Regions from separate parts of the Homo sapiens genome. Here region 1 is linked to region 2. A link is an interaction called in ENCODE POLR2A ChIA-PET data of the cell type or tissue named here. Cell type or tissue: IMR-90. All regions are shown on one strand.

Region 1 (2,500 bases), 240 kb before region 2:
CCCGAGTGGCTGTGATTACAGGCATATGCCACCACGCCCAGCTAATTTTTGTAGTTTTAGTAGAGACGGGGTTTCATCTTGTTGGTCAGGCTGGTCTCAAACTCCTGTCCTCAGGTGATCCACCCACATCAGCTTCCCAGAGTGCTGGGATTACAGGCGTGAACCACCGTGCCTGACCTTTTTTTTTTTAAAAACATTTTAAAAACTTTTTATTGCAGTCTACTTTTTTTTAACTTTTTAAAAATTTTTTTGAGATGCTAATTTTTGTATTTTTATTAGAGACAAGGTTTCACCACGTTGGTCAGGCTGGTCTCGAACTCCTGACCTTGTGATCCGCCGTCCTCGGCCTCCCAAAGTGCTGGGATTACAGGCGTGAGCCACCACACCTGGCCTACTTGTTTTTAACATTTTAAGTGAAAACTTGTATTAATTGTTTGTGATGTCAGCATTAAAATGTAAAGATCTTGATTATTTCTAGCTGTGATAATCTCTCTTGGCACTCAGATGACAGCACTCTGATAGATTTGTAGATCTTTAGAGGTTTTTTCCTTTTTTCTTTTTCTTTTTCTTTTTTTTTTTTTTTTTTGAGACATTGTCTCACTCTGTCGCCCAGGATGGAGTACAGTGGCGCAATCTCGGCTCACCTCAACCTCTGCCTCCCGGGTTCAAGTTCAAGCAATTCTCCTGCCTTAGCCTCTCGAATAGCTGGGATTAGAGGCACGTGACACTGCGCCCAGCTAATTTTTGTATTTTTAGTAGAGACAGGGTTTTGCCATGTTGCCCCATCTGGTCTCGAATGCCTGAGCTCAAAGTGCCTGGCCAGGACAGTTTGTTATTGATTTAGGGAAGTTCACATCTCACAGCTAAGAACAGTTGTAACTTGTGACTAAATTAAATGTCTTAATGTCTGAAATTTTAGAATTTTTTTTTTCTTTTGAAATGGAGTTTTGCTGTTGTCACCCAGGCTGCAGTGCAATGGTGCAATCTTGGCTCACTGCAACCTCCGCCTCCCGAGTCCAAGCGATTCTCCTGCCTCAGCCTCCCCAGTAGCTGGGATTACAGGCACGCAACACCATGGCCGACTAATTTTGTATTTTTAGTAAAGTCGGGGTTCCACCATGTTGGTCAGGCTGGTCTCGGATTCCTGACCTCAGGTGATCTGCCTGCCATGGCCTCTCAAAGTGTGGAAATGACAGACGTGAGCCACCGTGCCCTGCATGAAATTTTAGAATTTTAACACATGTATTATGTATCTGCCACATGCCAGACACTATGAATAAGGCTTTTGAGGTGTAACAACCATCAGAATCTTCATTGCTTTAAGACTTCAGTGTTTAAAATTTTTTCCTTTAGTGTTTAAAAAGAGTAAATGAGGCCAGGGCATGGTGGCTCACTCCTGTAATCCCAGCACTTTGAGAGGCTGAGGCAGGTGGATCATCTGAGGTCAGGAGTTCGAGACCAGGCTGGCCAACATAGTGAAACCCCGTCTCTACTAAGAATACAAAAATTAGCCGGGCATGGTGGCACACACCTGTAGTCCCAGCTACTCAGGAGGGTGAGGCAGGAGAATCGCTTGAACCTGTGAGGCGGAGGTCGCAGTGAGCCGAGATCATGCCATCCCACTCCAGCCTGGGCAATAAGAGTGAAACTCCATCTCAAAAAAAAAAAAAAAAAAAAAAGTAAATGATTTACTAGTGTTACTGAGTGAGATGTCAGTAGTATTTCAGTAGTCTTTGAGAGAGCTTTGCACTCTGACAATTGGGTAAATATCAAACTATTAAAGGAAAATTTGGATATTTACATTCTTAAAATAAGTTGATTTATTTTCTTCCCCTTCAGTAAAAGGTAGCTGAAAACAAGTTTCCAGTTATAGATGCCTTTTTTTCAAAGATAGAATTTGGCCCATATACTTCAAGGGCATCTTTAGTCACTGAGTTTTATACCCCAAAATGTGAGCTGGTTTGTTTTCTCATAACTTGTATTCCATGTTTGAAAACTTTCTCTGTGATTTGGAAATAGTGTGGGATTATTAAACTGTAGGCCCCATCATCATTGATGTTATGTATTTCTTTTGTATCATTCTTCTCTATATTTTCCCGTTTGTCTTCTTCTCTGTCTTTAAAATCCTCATACTCTCATTTACATATATGGAGGCTATAATTTTTTTTTTTTTTTTTTTGAGACGGAGTCTCGCTCTGTTGCCCAGGCTGGAGTGCAGTGGCACGATCTCAGCTCACTGCAAGCTCCGCCTCCCGGGTTCACACCATTCTCCTGCCTCAGCCTCCCACGTAGCTGGCACTACAGGCGCCCGCCACCTTGCCCGGCTAATTTTTTGTATTTTTAGTAGAGACAGGGTTTCACCGTGTTAGCCAGGATGGTCTCGATCTTCTGACCTCGTGATCCGCCCGCCTCGGCCTCCCAAAGTGCTGGGATTACAGGCGTGAGCCACCGCGCCCGGCCTATGGAGGCTATAATTTAAACATGTATTTCTCTCTCTTTA
Region 2 (2,500 bases):
CACCTGGCCTGGCTTTTCTACCACTGTATCTACAGGTCTACAGCAGTGCTTGGCATGTAGGAGGTACTCAATAAATAGTTGCTGAAACAATGAAGGGCATTTGTATAATCAAACATGAGATAAAGTTACCCATATGACATTCTCAAATTGATTCCTCCCTTAATATTTGTGTAACACCCATCTGGCACTCAGTGTGAATATTTACCAACCATATAGTATGGCTTTTTCTCTCACCAGCAGGCCTAATTTGGCAGACTGGTTTTGTAGCATGGTAGCCCTTCATCTTCCTCTTGGAGTGAATTTTAGCTTCCCTAAAGGGTGATGTTTGCATAACTCTTCCTTCATCTTTGGAACAAGAACATCATTTGCTAGTAGACCTTGCTACTCATTTCCTTCCTCCGTAAAGTCGTTAAGAGCAATGTGTTGCATTAGTATTTGCTTGCTTTGTGTGGTGTATGGGAACTGGAAGGAAAGGGTTCACTTGCAGAGAGGAAGCCTAAGGAGCCAGGGCTTATGCCCAGAAATCCTTCATCAAATAAGGATTTATGGAATACAAGGACAGTCTAGAAGGGTAGAATCCCTGTCCTTGGGAAAGTTAAGTAGAGGAGGCCAAAATGGTATAGTGGAAAGAGTCTAAACAGGAAATAAAGAAAACTCATGTGACATTGAACAACTTAACATTTTCTTGGGTTTTATTTCCTTCATATGTTAAAAAAGAGAGACTTGGGTTAGATAATCTCAAAGACTCTTTCAAGCCCTAAAGTCTATAATTCTTTTTCTGACCTTAAATGCATTGATGAACTATCATTTGTTCCTCACCATCTCTTCTGTCTAGCTTCCTTCTCAATACTTCGCCTGTGTTGCATGTTTCTCCCAGCAATTTCTTTAAGCCCTAACCAACATTCTGATTGTGTTTGTAGCTATAATCATGGCAGCAAGTCTTCCTCATTTATTCAGACTTAATAACTTAGTCTATTTAAGTTAGGCAAAACATTTGTTGTGTTTGAAACAGCTAGTTTGGTAAGATTGTAAAAGGTGCCAGAAATTTATTAGGAGCTGCCTCAGATACATCAGCCTGTTTGCTGTTAGTGTCTGTGACCCACATATTTACACCCCACTCTGTTTCCTCTGAGTCACAACATTCCACTTAGGACTTGGTGGTTGTGGTTGGCCTTATCAACTCTAGGCCATCACTTGGAATCATTTTTCTTGCCTAATGCCACATGGACACATAGTCCTATCATAAGCATTAAAGAGTAAGCAGATGTCTTGTTAGGTGGCATCTCTTCTTGCTGTTAAGGAAGGCCTGAGCTCGCTCTTATATTCTTTGTTCAACAGATTTGTTACCGGACCATTGCCTATTCTGTTTTTAAAAAGCTATTACAGCATTTTTCCTCTCTGAGAAAACTCCTTGATAAATACATATAGGAATGTTGACATCAGATTCTTATGTGTTTATTAAATTTGAGAAGTGGAGCTTAACAAGGAGGGCATGGTTTTAAGCTGACAATGTAGTGCTATAAAATACAGGGGAAGGCTCGGAATGGTGGCTCATGCCTGTAATCTCAGCACTTTGGGAGGCCAAGGTGGGTGCATGGCTTGAGCCCAGGAACTTGAGACCAGCCTGGGCAACATAGGAAGATACTGTCTCTATAAAAAACGAAAAATAAAATACAGGTGAAGACCAAACTAGAATGCAGGCCCTGAGTAGAACTTCTAAACTTTGTTTATAAATGCAATAGTATTGAGTCCCTAAAAAAAGACACTGTCTTTGAGAAGAACACATAAATGTTTAGAGATACCATATACCCAAAGGGAAGTATTACTCTGTTTTTCGTTGTTGTTGTTTCAGATGCTTGGCTTACTGTCTGGAATTAGTAGCTATCGCATCTGGGTATTTATAGAGTTCTAGTGGGAGCTGTTAATGAACCCTTCATTCAAATCTAAGACTAACCAAGACTTTCAATTTCAGAGCTTTTTTCCTAGGAGAACTGATTTAGAAACTTAGAAAATACATTTCTTCACAAACATGGTATAAACTTTCATAATATATGGACAAAAACAAGTCTCATTAAGGCCGAATGCCTTAAAGGGTGCTTACTTGGGTAACTATAGTCAGATAGAACCCACCCAGTCCAAGTGCCTGCGATTGGGGCAGATTTAACTACTATCTAGTCTCATTCAAGTTCACATGTTGCTCAGGGCTTCCGTTTCTTGACCTAGTGCTCCCCTGGGTGTCATGGACTTATGAGTTTCTTGGAAAGTCCTCAAGAGGCAGTTTATATGGGATTTAATAAGCTTTTGAGGATGAGTAGATGTCCATCTGTTAGATGCTGCAAGGGTGATGTGTAGGCTTTTGTCAATGGTGGACTCTCACTCTACAGCTCCTCAGCTTGGCTGATACGTGGTTTTCATTAGAATAGTGCTGGGTGGTTGATGAGTATTGGCTCAGATTCCTTACAGTTCTCTGGTATTAGTTATCATGTAGTTCTTCCATGTC

What was found. ChIA-PET counts read pairs that join two places held together with the same protein. Peaks named below come from ENCODE experiments on the same cell type or tissue, not always from the same donor. Only the 100,000 strongest peaks of a DNase experiment are listed, where the experiment ranks them.
Region 1: POLR2A ChIA-PET joins it to region 2 with 13 read pairs; 2 of 35 experiments call an interaction of 5 or more read pairs at or near these places.

The regions. Positions count from the first base shown.
Region 1 is chr4:128,093,833-128,096,332 of GRCh38, forward strand. All of the region lies in intron 7 of LARP1B (La ribonucleoprotein 1B), which reads left to right. Among named protein-coding and RNA genes, the nearest start is that of LARP1B, 34 kb to the left of the region's middle. In IMR-90, no CTCF peak of the experiment used is centred here; no DNase peak of the experiment used is centred here.
Region 2 is chr4:128,337,679-128,340,178 of GRCh38, forward strand. No RefSeq gene overlaps it. Among named protein-coding and RNA genes, the nearest start is that of PGRMC2, 51 kb to the left of the region's middle. In IMR-90, no CTCF peak of the experiment used is centred here; a DNase peak (open chromatin) is centred at 1,173; H3K27ac peaks cover 1,427 bases.